Regions from separate parts of the Homo sapiens genome. Here all the other regions are linked to region 2. The links are chromatin loops, found by intact Hi-C in ENCODE. Cell type or tissue: heart right ventricle. All regions are shown on one strand. Each heading gives the region's core, and the rest is flanking DNA. Links, peaks and the distances in the headings are about the cores only.

Evidence for each region. A loop is a pair of places that touch in the nucleus more often than their neighbours do. Peaks named below come from ENCODE experiments on the same cell type or tissue, not always from the same donor. Only the 100,000 strongest peaks of a DNase experiment are listed, where the experiment ranks them.
Region 1: a loop joins it to region 2, with 2.2 times the contacts of the local background. A loop is called at or near these places in 26 of 110 quality-filtered maps.
Region 3: a loop joins it to region 2, with 2.6 times the contacts of the local background. A loop is called at or near these places in 17 of 110 quality-filtered maps.

Annotation. Positions count from the first base shown.
Region 1 is chr7:54,242,045-54,247,732 of GRCh38, reverse strand. No RefSeq gene overlaps it. Among named protein-coding and RNA genes, the nearest start is that of LINC01445, 86 kb to the left of the region's middle. In heart right ventricle, for the core only: no CTCF peak of the experiment used is centred there; no DNase peak of the experiment used is centred there.
Region 2 is chr7:54,336,436-54,342,123 of GRCh38, reverse strand. All of the region lies in intron 1 of LINC01445 (long intergenic non-protein coding RNA 1445), which reads right to left. Among named protein-coding and RNA genes, the nearest start is that of LINC01445, 8.6 kb to the right of the region's middle. In heart right ventricle, for the core only: no CTCF peak of the experiment used is centred there; a DNase peak (open chromatin) is centred at 2,913; H3K27ac peaks cover 364 bases.
Region 3 is chr7:54,232,680-54,238,367 of GRCh38, reverse strand. No RefSeq gene overlaps it. Among named protein-coding and RNA genes, the nearest start is that of LINC01445, 95 kb to the left of the region's middle. In heart right ventricle, for the core only: no CTCF peak of the experiment used is centred there; no DNase peak of the experiment used is centred there.

The sequences.
Region 1 (5,688 bases), core at 948-4,947, 94 kb after region 2:
TGGCTTAGGCTATAAGGAAATATATATTAAAATGTGTATATATATATATATAGAGAGAGAGAGCTATATATATAGTTATATACATACATAACTATACATGTGTATGTATACAATTATATACATCTATGTATATGTTATATATAGTTGTTTACATATATGTTATAAATTGTTATATACATATGTATATGTTATATACATGCATATATTAGTTACATACACATCTATGTAACATGTTACATATAGTTATATACATACATAGTTATATACATACATATACATCTACATATGTATATATGTATATACATATACATACGTATATACTTATGAGTAACTATTATATAACATTTATACATATATGTACATAATTACATATAACATCTACATATACATGTATATAACTATATATGTTTATATACAGTATATGTAGTATATAACATATATAACTATATATGTGTGTATGTGTATATATATGCATATATATAAATCCTCTATCTCTAGCTCTTTTTCTCTCTGTTTCCCACTCTCTAGACACACACATGATGAAAGGAAAATCCCCCAAGATCAGAAAGAACACAAGTCGTAATGGCTTACCCTGCAGTGGCCAGCGTAAGGGAGCAGAGACTGAGATTTACTATTCACATAGGCTTACAGAAAAAAGACTCATACATTCATGCAAAAAACAAGAAAGAATGATAACTGAATATAACAGAACAAATGAGTGCATTTAGTAAAAATAAAAATTAATTAATTACCCTGATGGCTGGAAAATTCACCTCAAACTATGAACATCTAAAAGATGTAGGGTTATCTTTTAAAATGATGGCTACAATCCCACTACTTGATTGTGCAATGAAAATTATTGGCATAATTATATATCTTAAATTCAGCTTCTTTGGGTTGAACCTATTAGAAAAATATTGAGGAATTAAATAATTTACACAACAGAATATACTCATTACAATTATTCATAATATGAAATTACTCATGCATAATTAAAGCAAAAATTCTGATGATTGATATTGGTGAAGAAGTAGGTATAGAAGTATATTTTTTTACCAGATGCTTCTTAAAATCAGTGTTAGTTCATAGCAGTAAGCAGTAAGTGTAAAGACTAATAATGGAAAACAAAATAACAGGGTTTTTAAGAAAGAAAATTCGTGGAAAGAGAGCAGGAATGTATTGAAAAAAAAATAATTCTGTGATATTAAACAAGGTGAGAGAAAAATGTTAGAAGTTTACATGGAGCTTATGATAATATAAACAGAAGATAAAGTAAATTTAGGTAAAGAAAGAAAGGCAGCTGTTTATTATATAAACTTTCTAGAGTGTCTACTCCACTCTGGTGGATTCAACTGTTGATTAAGGATTAAACAGTGAGCAAAACAAAGTATTTTCCCCTAAGAATTTACAACACAGTGAGGGAGACCCTCAAGAAGCATATATTACATAATGCTTCAAGTGAAGAAAAGGCTATTGATAAAATGAAGTCAGCCCCAGGGGTGGGGAGACCCCTGGGGGCAGCAGGTGAGGAGAGGGCTGCTTTGTACAGAATGGTCAGAAGTCCTCTGCTAAAGTGACACTTGAGTAGAGGTCCTGAGGAAGTGAGGGTCTTGCTGACAGAGTCTATGGTAAATGCAAGAACCCTGGGGTGAGATGATGCTTGCTGTGTCTGAGGCATGGCTTGAAGCCCAGTGGCTAAAGAGGAGTAGCCAGTGGGAAGAAGGACAGGAGATGAGATCAGAGAGGCTGTGGCCAGTGGATACCACTTCTGATGGCTCTCGGACATCAATTCCTTTGCCTAACAGTGATTCCTAACTTCAGCTGCACATTGGAATCATCTGGGGGAGTTTGTAAAACTATGGATGCTTTGGTCTCCTTCTCAAGGATGGGTCTTGGGTATGGCCTGGGCATTGAGAATTATTTTTTTGATTCCCCAGGTGATTATAATTTGCAGCCAAGATTAAGACCACTAGTTGAAAGGGAGGGAAAATGAGAGAGATCTGACAAAAGGAAGCCAGGTGAAATAAGAGGCAAATCAAAGGAGAGTGATTTCTGAATGTCAGGTGAGGACAGGAGTTTGAAAGGAAGAGGGGTTAGCTGTGTCAAATGCTGCCTCTCTTAGATCCAGCCGGATGAAAGCTGATTTGATCACTGAAGCTGACAATGTAGTGATCATTAGTGATTCTGATAAGAGGTGTTTGTTTGAGTGGTAAGAATGAAATCCTGATTGGTGTGGGTTCAAGAGAAAAAATAGGGGCAGAAAAGGTGATATACTTTCTTTTCAAAGACATTTCTGTGGAGCTGAACAGAAGAATCTCCCATTGCTGAAGCAGAATGTTTGCTTGTGAATGCTTCTTGAAGATGTACCATGTTTTCAATAGTAAGAATGCAGTAGGCAGAAAAATCTGATTATCAACCTGAGTTAATAATTGTAAATTACTTTAGAACATTTCCTGGCTTACAGTAAATGTTTTACAAATATTCTCCAAGTGAATAAATTATTCAAGAGAATGCGTAGGGAGGGGGAAATTCCAAGGGAGAAAATCATTGAGTAGCTTAAAAGATGTGACCTAGCTCAGTGTCAGGAAACTGTCCTCAGATGGGTGCTCAGAGACTTTTCCTTTTTAATAGAGTATTAGTTATGTTACATTTGGTGGTAGGACTATAAAGATGCTTTCTTCAGAATTTTTAAATCTGAGTGAAATAAAAGGCAAAATCATCAGTTGGAATATGGGGGTGGAGTTTTGGAGTTCTGAGAGTATGGAGAAAACATGAAATAGTTTCAAACTCTAAGAGGGCAAATTGATTTGGATAATGCAGTAGGATTCCCAGGAGGCAGTGAAGACCCATTGGAGGATTTTGTCAGGAGTCAATGTGAAACCATCCAGCAAGGTTGTGTGTCTCTCCAAAGGCATTGGTTTGCCTCTCTCCATAGGTGTTGGTTTGCATGTTTTATTTTTAAAATACATTATAGAGCTCTCCCTAATTCCATTTTAATAACCTGTATACCTTTCTATTGTATGAGTATATTAAAATTTATTCCACCTGTGTCAAATGGCAGATATTTGTACTGTTTCAGTATTCTCACATTAAAAAGAATGCCAAACTAATAGCTTGACTCATGTCATTTTACATTTTGCCAGTTTTTATTTGGGAGCATGCTGGGTCAAAAGATAAATGCATCTGTTACTTTCCTAGTTGCTTTTTACTTGATATTTGGACAATATCAAAGCATGAAACACTGTCCTAGAAAATCATATAAAAATAGAGACAAATACTTCCAAAAATTTATGATAATCAACCTCACATAGGCTCTCAACACTACTCAGCAAGCCTACTAGTTTTCTCTGCCTCTCTCCTCTCTTCACACCTACTACACCCACCCCTTACAGGACCCCCTCATGCTCATGGAGGGACCACAGCCTATTCTTCTGATTCATGGGGAGAGTCTGAGCCTGCAGATGGAGACTGTCTGCTGCTGCATCTCCAAATGCACCTGCATCTGCACACTTCTCTTCGTGGCTGTTCTATAACAGGAGAGGTACATCACCTCCAAATAAAGTCCAATTAGGCTCTCTTCTGCTTTATGAGAAACCATTCATTGTCAATGACCAATTCTCTCTCTAGTATCTAGTAAACTTATTTTTCAATTGAATCATTCATCAGCATCTAAGTTCTTAGAGTTTTTCACATCTGAAAAATGATCTCCATGAACTTCCCTTAATTTCCGTGATACCATATTCCTACTGTGTTTATACCCCTTCTCTTCTAGCTCTTTTAGTACTATTTTTAGGCTTCTCTTCCTCTAGTAGACCATTATGTATTAGAGTTTCTCAAGGCTCAGTCACTGTCTCTCTTCTCTTTTCATTCTTTGTCTACCTAGGCCAATTCATCTATATCCACAGCCTCACTTACTCGCTAAGCACTGATGATACCTGAACCTAAACATTCATGTTTCTGGCTCAGAAGTCCTTCTCCTCACTCCTGACACTCTTACTGACTTCTTAGGACACAGTCCAAATCCTGCCCCTGTTCTTCTACTTCCCAGTAGCTAAGAATAATTTTTATGTTGTAAAGAGTTTCCATATGCATAATAAATAAGTAAATAAATAAATAGAAAAAATATGCAATAGTGACCATTCGTGGCATGCACAGCCCCAAATATTTACTACCTGGCCTTTACGAATCTTGCCAAACCTTGTTTTAGGTGACTCAAACTCTCATAAAAATCAGTACACTAAGTCTGGATTCATAGTCTGGATCCTCCACCTTCCTACAGCATATTTCCTCATGAATGACATCATTATTATTGATGGATATAAATCTCAAACCTAGTGCTTATACCTGCACACCTTACTCTCCATTACCTCCATTACCTCCTATATCCTATCTATCATCATGCTTTATATTTTAAATAACTCTTTAATACATCTACCAGTATTTATTTCAATGTCATCATCCTTTACACATTTACATTTCTAGCTTTCCCATAGCCACTGCTCACCCCTTCATGCTCACCCCTCACCTCTTCGTCTGCCCTTCATGGTCCTTCTAGAAACACCTTTCCTCCACAAATTGCTGATCATTTAACTCTTCTTTAATACTTCTCAGTGGATTCCAGTTGATTACAGGACCAAGAAGTGGTCATGATCCAGTTCTCCAGGCTTAACCCCCCACCTCCCTGCCCCTCCCCGTCTCATGCTGGCCTCACCTGTTTTCTTTCCCAAGCTTCATCAGGTTATTTCCCGCCAAACGCAGGGCATTTCTGTAGTGATTCACTGTGGTTGGAATGTTTCACCAGCAATATTCCTCTTTGTTTAATTCCTAGTCATCACCTAGATTGCACCTAAACGTCATTTCTTCGAAGACTTTCTTGACTTTCTATTTAGGTCAGGTTCATTTAAAAAGCTCTTCTTCAATATTCCGCATATGTGAATCTGGGCTAACATATCTTCCTTCTTGATGTGATGAAGTTTATGAGGGGACATAAGTCTGTTTGCTTACCATTGTGTTCCCTGAACTTAGCACAGTGCCTGATAACTATAGCACTGAAAATAAACATGTCATCAATGAATGGATTGAGTCTCTGACAAAAATTTATTATAGAAAATCAGTTGAGAAATAATTCAATAAGCAATTATGTACAATGGACTAATGATTTTTTAAAAAACACAATTAGGTATTTGTCTCATACCATCATTCAAAATAAATCCAGGAGAGTAAGATAGTTCATACAAAGTAAGGTACTAGGAGGCAATGTGTTTGTGGATGACTTTCTAAGCATGATCGCAGAGGCGGAAATCAAAAAAGAAATAATGACAAGATTTGACTGCATTAAAAATTTCAGAAAACCACACATAAGCCCTGTATTAGTCTGTTTTCATGCTGCTGATAAAGACATGCTGCTGATAAAGACTGGGCAATTTACAAAAGAAAGAGGTTTAATTGGACTCACAGTTCCACCACGTGGCTGGGGAGGAATCAAAATCATGGCAGAAGGCAAGGAGGAGTAAGTTACATCTTATGCGGATGGCGGCAGGCAAAGAGAGAGCTCATGCAGGGAAACTCCCATTTTTAAAACCATCAGAACTCGAGAGACCCATTCACTATCACAAGAATAGCATGAGAAAGACCTGCCTCCATGATTCAATCATCTCTCACCAGGTTCCTTCACAATATGTGGGAATT
Region 2 (5,688 bases), core at 897-4,896:
TTTTTTCAAAAATCAAGGACTAAGAAAGGATGTTTTTCAAGAAACACTGCAAGTTACAGGTTAGAGAACATTTAATCAATCTGATGATTGGAGATAATCCTATTACAACAGCAATCTTATCTTGGTTGTTTCCTAACAGGAATGAAAGAAAATCTGAGTGAAAAACACTCCCAAAATTTAAATGATAAACTTACATTTATTGAAATAGTAACTCAAAAAATGGATCGAAGTTGATGAGTATTTTGTGCTAGTTGCTAGGGATACAAAGATGATTAAAATAAACTCATATTAAAATCTGTTAAACCTGTAAAATAAAATGGATTAAAATCCGTTCTTCGAAGAGTTAGATAAATACACAAAATAATAATTAGTGTAGGAAAAGTGACAGTTTTGCGTTAGGGCAGGTGTGTAGGGGAGCACTTCTCAATTTTTTCTCTAGGTTTCTCACTTACTCTCCAAATGTCAGTGTGCCTCAGGATTTTATCCCTGGCCATTTTCCCTTTACGGACTATTAGCAAGTCTTGTGTGAGATTAGTCTTAACTGGCAGCTATAAGCTGAGAGTGTCCACATCTTTATCTCCAGCCCAGATTCCCTGCTAAGGGCCAGCCCCACGTATTCCACCTTGCATTAGCCATCTGCCAAGTAGACAGCCTAGACCCCTTTCATGTTCATAATGGAGAAACAGAACTCATCATGCCCAATTCTGTCTCTCAAATTTATGTCCTCTCTGGTCTCAATAATTTATTCATTCTACACAAACACACACATACACACACATGCATGCACACATGCACACATATATAACTTAAGTCAGATCCAGAATAATTTATTAAGAATAAAAGTTTAACAGAACAAAATATGCATTCATGGAGCTTATAATTTTTTTACGCACAAAACTAAATTATCAGTCACTATTCTGATAAATAATTTGAATTGTGGAGAGTTCTAATCAAGCCTAATCAAGACAAGTAATAGTCATCCAGGTTACTTAGCCAACATATTACTAGCTTTGATTGGGAAGTGAAGAAAGAACTCCTTAGTAAGTTATATTCCAGTGATCAATCATCCCCCATCATATTTTATTATAATTGCAGCCCTTATCATATTTGTGATTATTTTGATAATTTATTTGTTTACTCCAGTGGTTCTCAAAGTGTATCCCATGTATTCACAACACTTTTGACAGGTTTACAAAAATTGAAAACAATTTTTAATTATACTAAGCCATCACAGTCTGCGATGGCTCAGTGCACGTTGGTGCAGCGGCAGCAAGGTGTACTAGCAGGTCATTGAACTCTTCATTGGCGATACTTGCAGGAAAACAAACAAATAAATGCATAAAACCAGTTTTACTTAAGAATGTCTGTTGGCTGTGAGCGGTGGCTCACGCCTGTAATCCCAGCACTTTGGGAGGCCGAGACGGGTGGATCACCTGAGGTCAGGAGTTCAAGACCAGCCTGGCCAACATGGCAAAACCTTGTCTCTACTAAAAATACAAAAATTAGCCGGGCATGGTGGCACACACCTGTAATCCCAGCTACTCGGGAGGCTGAGGCAGGAGAATCGCGTGAACCTGGGAAGTGGACATTGCGGTGAGACGAGATTGTACCACTGCACTCCAGCCTGGATGACAGAGCAAGACTCTGTCTCAAAAAAAAAAAAAAAACAAGAATATCTTTTGATGAAGCACAAAAAGTTAATTTCACTGTATTTTGAGCTATTAGTACCTGTATTATTAATATCTTGTGTTATGAAATAGGAAGTCTATGTTAAGTACTTCCACAGCATACCAGAGTATGATGGAATTCTTGAGGAAAAGTGCTTGCGAAATTAAGTTGTGAGCTGGACTAGAGACTTTTTCATAAAAAATTATCTTTGCTTGAATAAATGACTGAAGATTCTTTATTTTCTTGAAAATGAATAAAGTGAGCCTATCATAAAACTGATGGTATTTTGTTGCCAATAATAAAATTAAAGCTTTGTATCTGCTACCATTGACAGCTTCCCAAGATTTAAAGTCTTTTTGATGATATTTGAGATGATACTAACAAATGCGATTATATATAGTGTAATCAAATGTGTCAATATTTGGAAGATCTTCATAAACCTGTGATTCATTATTTTTCAAATGACTAATACATGATTTTACAGAATCATGAATGGGTAAAAGATCCATTCAAAGTGCAAGATGAAAGGATTTGTATATAACGGAGTCTGGAAAGTTCACTGATATGACTTCACATCCCACATTGCAATTCATCTTTATGAAGCTGCCTCCCTTCAGTGTAATATCAAAGAATAACTGAAAGGCTATTAAAATATGCCTACCTTTTCCAAGGTAGACTTTCTTTATATGCTTCATCGAAAACAACATGTAACAATATTTAACGCCAACACAGATATGAGAATCCAGCCATCTTCAATGAAAGTAGATATTACAAAGATTTGCAAAAATGTAAAACAATGACACTCTTTTCATTGTTTTAATTTTTTTAAATGGAGTTATTTTTTCATAAAAATATTTTCATGTTAATATGTAATGACTTTCCTGTTATGTAGAAATAAGTAAATAAAATCTTAAAATGCCACAGTGTTAATTCTGACTACAGTAAATATCAGTGGATATAACTCACGTAAACAAAAGTTTTGATGAGATCTCAATTTTTAAGAGTATAAAGTGGCCTTCAGTCCAAGGAGTTGGAGCAGTGCTCACTGGCCAAATATGCTGTCTCTCTCCATTAGAAGGTAAGGATCATGAGAACAGTGATCTTGCCTGACTGCCACCACTTTTATCTCCACTTTGTGGAACACGGCTGGCAAATAGCACTGAGAAGCATTTCCGCTGCAGCTGTCCATGCTTGCACATCTGGTTTTAATTCACCACACCCCAGTAAATACTGACCTGAAGGCCAGCAGCTTCTTTCCAGCTGTTGGCTGAGTCATTTTTACATGCCATGTCCAGGCCATTCAGATATCTCTTCGTCTTCCTTGGGCTAATCAAGTTATCACGGAGCACATGAAAGCCAGGAAAGATGAGATGATATTTTAAAGTTCTACAAATATTATTTCTTTATTTAGGAAAAATGTACTTGCTGAAGATCAGCCACAAAAATGGAATCCAAACTTGATTGGAATACTTTAAATTACCCCGCAATTTTTAAGCGTAGGGTCCTGGCAGAACTTTTAAGAGTTAAATATATCTGCCAATTTCTTTGTCTAATTATATTGAAGATGGTATTTACTTTTCCTACCCTTATATATTGTGGATTTGTAAGGACTGCCTTTCTAAGAGTTGTCACTTCTTATCAGTTGAAACGTCAGAAACGGTGTAGCCCCTCTTAATATATTCCTACTGAAAATTACTCTGCAGTGGTGTTGTAACCATAATTAATTGTTTGCAATTTGATTTGGGATCCACAGGAGAAAAAGGTGAAACATGATTTCCAAGTAGTTATGTTTACCATTATGGTTTAATGACACGCATTAGCCATACAAATGCAAAAGCAACATAACCTAGGGACCGGATTCTAGTACTTTATGCATAGAAGCAGCCAAGTGATTCTCATTAGTGTTTATAGAAGTCAAACCCACCATAAACCTTAAGGCAATGATTACAACATATTGCCTGGTGTTCTTACAAGTAAACACTATCTAAGAGAGAGTAGTTTGGCATATGAATTTCAAAAAGCACTGTTATTCATGTGAACACCCACCGGAGATCAAAGCACATCTAAGCACAAATAAAAGTTTCTTAGTTTTAACTAGTAGTTAGGAGTTTTTAAAAGCTGTAACTCAATAGAGAATGTTTAAGCAGAATGATGCTCACAAAAGTAGTCACACGTATCTGCTGCAGTGACTAAATAGATCTAGGACTTAATTTCTTTTTCCTTAAATCTGAAATATTGACAGATTTTCTACTATGTACTTGAGACTGAGAGTAGTACTACACATAAGTTGCTAAGTGTAAGGGTGATTATTTTTTAAATGTCTCTCCTAGAAAGCTAAAAAGAACGGAAACAAAGTCACAAAAATAACTGTTTATAAACTGTGTACTTAAAAGGAAATTTGATTCTGGCCTTTGGCCTGGCTGGGAATAAACTGGGAAGCTGTTACTCCATCCTAACAACAAGTGAAAAGCTGAATGAACTGAAAATCAACAGCCTTCTTAGACCCACAGAAAAGTGAGGTCTCAGGACAAACCACTATGCCTAAAAGTGGAGAAACAGACAAACAGGTAATGAGAATCACAGCATAGCAAAACAGAAATCTCTGTAGGAAACAGTACCAGGTACTTCACGTTATACTTTCAACAAAAAATTACAAGGCATACTAAAAAGCAAAACATACAGCTTGAAAAGACAGAACAAGCATCAGAACCAGATTCAGATATGGCAGGGATGTGGGAATTATAAGATTAGGAATATGAAAGAATAATGTTAAAGGCTTTGTTGGAAAAAGTAGGCAACACCCAAGAACAGATGGGCAACGTAAGCAGACAGCTGGACATTCTAAGGCAGAATTAAATAAATTCTAGAATCAAAAACACTGTCACAGAAAAATTTTAAATGCTTTTAATGGGCTGGACATGGCTGAGGAAAGGATTTTCATATTTGAAGATATGTCAATAAATACTTCCAAAATTGAAAAGCAAAGCAAAAAAAAAAGACTGAAAAAAATAAAATAGAATATTAAAGGATTTGAGACAATTACAAAAGGTGTAACATACAAACACAGGGAATGCAAGAAGAAAAAGAAAGAGAAAAAGGAACAGAAGAAATATTTGAAATAATAATGACTAAGAACTTCACCAATTAATATGAGACCCAACCACAATTTCAGGAAGTGGAGAGAATACCAAGTAGGATAAGTGCCAAAAAGAAAAAAAAAGCACAAGAAGAGAGAAGGAAAAAGCCCTACACTTATATTCAGGCATATAATATTCAAACTGCAGAAAATCCAAAATAAAGAAAACATATTGACTGAAGCCAGAGGGAAAAACATCTTATTTATAGAGCAGTAATTATAAGAATTACATCTGACGTCTCAGAAACCAGGCAAGCAAGCACAGAACAGAGTGAAAAATTCAAAGTATTGAGGAAAAACCACCAGCCTGTAATTCTGTACCACGCAAAATTACCCTTCAAAAGTGAAAGAGAAATAAAAACTTTCTCAGACAACCAAAAACTGAGGGAATGTATTGTCAGTAGACCTGCCTTGCAAAAAATGCTTTTTAAAAAAGTTCTTTAGAGAGAAAAAAAATTATACAGATCAGAAACATGGAGCTACATAAAGAAAGGAAAGATTTAGGGAAGAAATAAGGGAAGATAAAATAAAATCTTCTATTTCCTATTCTCAATTGAGCTAAGAGACAACAGTTTGTTCAAAATAATAATAACTGATATATTCTATGATTATAGCTTATGTGTAAGTGAAATGAATGAGGGTAATGACACATGGCATGGGAGGGAGGAATTAGGAATATAATACTCTAATACACATATAAAACATGTAAAATAGAATGTCTCTACATTATAATATTCCTTTAACACAAGAAAATGTGCAAGGTGTTATAAGAGAGTTAAACAGTGAGAAGTAATTTAAATTGGGTGGCTAGGTAGGGCCTCTCCAGGGAAGGGTATTTAGGATGAGACTGGAAGGATGCATCAGTTAACCAGATGGAGAGCTAT
Region 3 (5,688 bases), core at 948-4,947, 100 kb after region 2:
CCACCAAAACATGAATCCATAAGCAATGTATTTCAGTTTTTCCCACTTGTGGGACTTTATAGAAATTGAATTGTACAACACAAGTGACTGGCTTCAAAAACCTGTGAAGTTTCTTGTTGTCATTGTGTATTTTATTTGCATGCACTGAATGAAAATATTACATGCTATTTATACATATTACTGTTAACAGACATTTGGGCTGTCATGAACATTCTCGAATATATTTCTTGGCGCATACTGGCCTTGAGTTCTGTTGGATGTATGCCTGTGGATTTGTTGAGTCATGGAAAATATATCTGTTTAACATATTAGATACTGTCAAATGGTTTTCTAATATAGTACCAAATTATAGCCCCACTAGCAGGGGGATAGTTTCTCTCCTTCCACACCATTGCAAAACCATTCCCTTATCAATCATGTTAATGTTGGACATTCTGGTGGAGTGGATGTCTACCAGTGATATCTCATTGCAGCTTTACTTTGTCCATCACTGGCTAGAAATGAAATTGAGTATCATTTCATGTATTTTATTGGCCTTTATGTATATTCTCTTTTGTGACGTGACTGCTGAAGTCTCTCATATTTTTTTTTTAATTAGGTTGCCTGATTTCTTACTTTTGGTCAGTCTTTATGCCTTCCAGTACCGGCCACTTGACAATTTTTGTTCTGCATTTCAAATATCTTCTTCTACTCTATAAATTCATCTTCACTTTCTGAATCGTGTCCTTTGGCAAAGAGTTTCTTTTTTTAATAAAAAAAATGATAGCTTTCGGGGTACAAGTAGCTTTTGGTTACATGGATGAATTATATAGTGGTGAATTCTGAGATGTTATTGCGTCTGTCACCTGAGTAGCGTACATTGTGCCTAATATGTAGTTTTAATCCCACATCTGTCTCCTATCCTTCCCCTTTTGAGACTTTATATTAGTCCATTCTAAAACTGTTATAAAGACATACCTGAGACTGGGTAATTTATTAAAAAAAAAAAAGGTTTAATTGGCTCAGAGATCTGTAGGCTGTAGAGGAAGCATGGCGGCATCTGCTTCCAGGGAGGCCTTAGGAAGAATTTACTCATGGCATAAGGCAAAGCAGGAGCAGGTGTCTTCACATGGCTGGGCAAAAGGAAAAGAGACAGGGGAAGAACTACAAACTTTTAAAACAACCAGATCTTGTGATAACTCATTCACTATCATGAGAACAGCACTGAGGAGATGGTGCTAAACCATTCATGAGAACTCTGCCTCCATGATCCAATCACCTCTCATCAGGCCCCACCTCCAACACTGGGATTACAATTTGACATGAGATTTGGGTGGGGACACAGATCCAAACCATATCAATCTCCAAAGTCCATTTTATCATTCTGTATGCCTTTGCATATTCATAATGTAGCTCCCACTTATAAATGAGAACATTTGTAAATAAATGAGAACATTGTACTTGGTTTTCCATTCCTAAGTTACTTCACTTAGAATAATGGCATCCAGCTCTGTCCAAGTTGATGCAAAAGACATTATTTTATTACTTTTTATGGTTGAGTAGTATTCCACGGTATAAATGTACTACATTTTCTTTATTCACTTATTGGTCAGTGGGCACTTGGGTTCATCACATCTTTGCAACTGTGAATTAGGCTGCAATAAACATGCATGTGCAAGTATCTTTTTTGTATAACGACTTCTTTTCCTTTGAATAAAGACCCAGTAGTGAGATGGCTGGATTGAATGGTAGATCTACTTTTAGTTCTTTAAGGAATATTCATACTGTTTTCCATGAAGGTTGTACTAATTTACATTACCACCAGTAGTGTAAAAGCATTCCTCTTTCATAATATCCATGCCAACATCAATTGTTTTTTGACTTTTTAATAATAAGCCATCCTTGCAAGAGTAGGGTGATGTCTCATTGTGGTTTTAATTTGCATTTCCCGAATGATTAGTGATGTTGAGCATTTCTATCATATATTTGGCGACATTTGTATATCTTCTTTTGAATAATGTCTCTTTATGTCATTTGCCCACATTTTGATGGGATTATTATTTTCTGGCTGATTTCTTTGTGTTTCTTGTAGATTCTGGATAGTCATCCTTTGTCAGATGCATAATTTGTAAATATTTTCTCCCATTCTGTGGGTTATCTGTTTACTCTGATGATTATTTCTTTTGTACTAAAGAAGCTTTTAATTTTAATCAGTTTCCATTTATTTATTTTTGTTTTTGTTGCATTTGTTTTTTGAGTTTTAGTCACAAATTCTTTGCCTAGGCCAATGTCCAGAAAAGTTATTTTCAAGGTTATCTTCTAGAATTTTTATAGTTTTAGGTCTTAAAGTCTTTCATCCATCTTGAGTTGATTTTTGTATAGGATGAGAGACAGGGATCCAGTTTCATGCTTCTGCATGTGGCTAGTGAGTTTTTCCAGCACCATTTATTAAATAGGATGTCCTTTCTCCACTGTATGTTTTTGTATCCTTTGTCAAATATCAGTTAGTTGTAAGTATTTATGTATTTGGCTTTATTTCTGGGTTCGCTATTCTGTTCCATTGCTCTTTGCACCTACTTTTATACCAGTACCATGCTGTTTAGATAACAATGGCCTTGTAGTATAACTTGAAGTCTTGTAATGTGATGCCTCCAGATTTGTTCATTCTGTTTAGGATTGCTTTGGCTATTCAGGCTCTTGTTTGGTTCCATATGAATTTTAGATTTTTTTCTAATTCTGTGAAAAATAATTTTGGTCTTTTAATGGAAATTGTATTGAATCTATAGATTGCTTTGGGCAGTATGATCATTTTTACAGCATTGGTTCCTCCAAGCCATTAGTATGGGATGTTTTTCTGTTTGTGTCATCTGTGATTTCTTTCAGCAGTGATTTATAGCTCTTGTAAAGGACTTTCACCTCCTTGGTTATATATATTTCTAGGTATTTTATTTTATTTTATTTTATTTTATTTTTCACAGCTGTTGTAATAGGGATTGAATTCTTGATTTGATTCTCAACTTGGTCATTGGTGTATAGCAATGCTACTGATTTGTGTACATTGAATTTGAAACTTGAGTATTTACTGAATTATTGATCAAATCTAGGAGTCTTTTGGATGAATCTTGAGGGTTTTCTAGGCATATGATCATATCATCAACAAACAGTTCAACTTCCACTTTTCTAATATGAATGCCTTTTTTTTTTCTTTCTCTTGCCTGATTGCTCTAGCTAGGACTTCAAGTACTATGTTAAACAGAAATGATGAAAGTGGGCATCCTTGTCTTGTTCCAATTCTCTTGGGAAATGCTTTCAACTTTTCCCCATTCTGTATGATGTTGGCTGTGCATTTGTCATATATGGCTTTTATTAATTTGAAGTAAACCCCTTCTATGTCTAGTTTGTTGAGAGTTTTTATCATAAGGAGATGCTGGATATTATCACATGCTTTTTCGCAACCATTAAGATGATCATATGGTTTTTGTTGTTAATTCTGTTTATGTGATGTATCACATTAATTCACTTGCATATGTCAAGCCATTCCTGCACCCCTGGAATAAAACCCACTTCATCATGATATATTATCTTTCTGATATACTGTTGGATTCGATTAGCTAGTATTTTGCTGGGAATTTTTGCATCTATGTTCATCAGGGATATTGGGCTGTAGTTTTATTTTTATGTTACATCATTTCCTGGTTTTGGTATCAAGATGGTACTGGCTTCATAGAATGATTTATAGAGTCCCTCTTTCTTAATCTGTTGGAATAATTTCATTAGGATTGACATCAATTCTTCTTTCCATGTCTGACAGAGTTCAGCTGTGAATCCATCTGATCCTGGGATTTTTTTTGTTGTTGTTGACAATTTATTTATTTATTTTTATTACTGATTCAGTGTTGCTGCTTTTTGTTGGTCTGTTCAGGGTTTCTATTTCTTCCTGATTTAATCTAGGAGAGTTGTATGTTTCTAGGAATTTATCTATTTCCTCTAGGTCTTCTGGTTTGTGTTTCAAACTAGGAGTCTCAAATGATCTTTTGTATTTCTGTGGTGTTGGTTGTAAAGTCTCTAGTTTCATCTATAATTGAGTTTATTTGTATATTCTCTCTTGTTTCCTTGGTTAATCTGGCTAATGGTTTATCAATCTTTTTTGTCTTTTCAAAGAACCAGTCTTTTGTTTCATTGATCTTTTGTATTTTTTTGTTTCAATTTCATTTAATTCTGCTCTGATATTTCTTATTTCTTTCCTTCTGCTAGATTTGGGTTTAGTGCGTTCTTACTTCTCTAGTTCCTTGAAGTTTGACAGTAGGTTGTCAATTTGTGATCTTTCAGACTTTTTGATATACGCACTTAGTGCTATAAAATTTCCTCTTAGCAGATAAGCTTTTTGACGTGCTGCTGGATTCGGTTTGCCAGTATTTTATTGAGGATTTTTGCATCGATGTTCATCAAGGATATTGGTCTAAAATTCTCTTTTTTGGTTGTGTCTCTGCCAGGCTTTGGTATCAGGATGATGCTGGCCTCATAAAATGAGTTAGGGAGGATTCTCTCTTTTTCTATTGATTGGAATAGTTTCAGAAGGAATGGTACCAGCTCCTCCTTGTACCTCTGGTAGAATTCGGCTGTGAATCCATCTGGTCCTGGACTTTTTTTGGTTGGTAAGCTATTGATTATTGCCACAATTTCAGAGCGTGTTATTGGTCTATTCAGAGATTCAACTTCTTCCCAGTTTAGTCTTGGGAGGGTGTATGTGTCGAGGAATTTATCCATTTCTTCTAGATTTTCTAGTTTATTTGCGTAGAGGTGTTTGTAGTATTCTCTGATGGTATTTTGTATTTCTGTGGGATCGGTGGTGATATCCCTTTTATCATTTTTTATTGTATCTATTTCATTCTTCTCTCATTTCTTCTTTATTAGTCTTGCTAGCAGTCTATCAATTTTGTTGATCTTTTCAAAAAACCAGCTCCTGGATTCATTGATTTTTTGAAGGGTTTTTTTGTGTCTCTATTTCCTTCAGTTCTGCTCTGATTTTAGTTATTTCTTGCCTTCTGCTAGCTTTTGAATGTGTTTGCTCTTGCTTTTCTAGTTCTTTTAATTGTGATTTTAGGGTGTCAATTTTGGATCTTTCCTGCTTTCTCTTGTGGGCATTTAGTGCTATAAATTTCCCTCTACACACTGCTTTGAATGTGTCCCAGAGATTCTGGTATGTTGTGTCTTTGTTCTCGTTGGTTTCAAAGAACATCTTTATTTCTGCCTTCATTTCGTTATGTACCCAGTAGTCATTCAGGAGCAGGTTGTTCAGTTTCCATGTAGTTGAGTGGTCTTGAGTGAATTTCTTAATCCTGAGTTCTAGTTTGATTGCACTGTGGTCTGAGAGACAGTTTGTTATAATTTCTGTTCTTTTACATTTGCTGAGGAGTGCTTTGCTTCCAACTATGTGGTCAATTTTGGAATAGGTGTGGTGTGGTGCTGAAAAGAATGTATATTCTGTTGATTTGGGGTGGAGAGTTCTGTAGATGTCTATTAGGTCCACTTGGTGCAGAGCTGAGTTCAGTTCCTGGGTATCCTTGTTAACTTTCTGTCTCGTTGATCTGTCTAATGTTGACAGTGGTGTGTTAAAGTCTCCCATTATTATTGTGTGGGAGTCTAAGTCTCTTAGTAGGTCTCTGAGGACTTGCTCTATGAATCTGGGTGCTCCTGTATTGGGTGCAT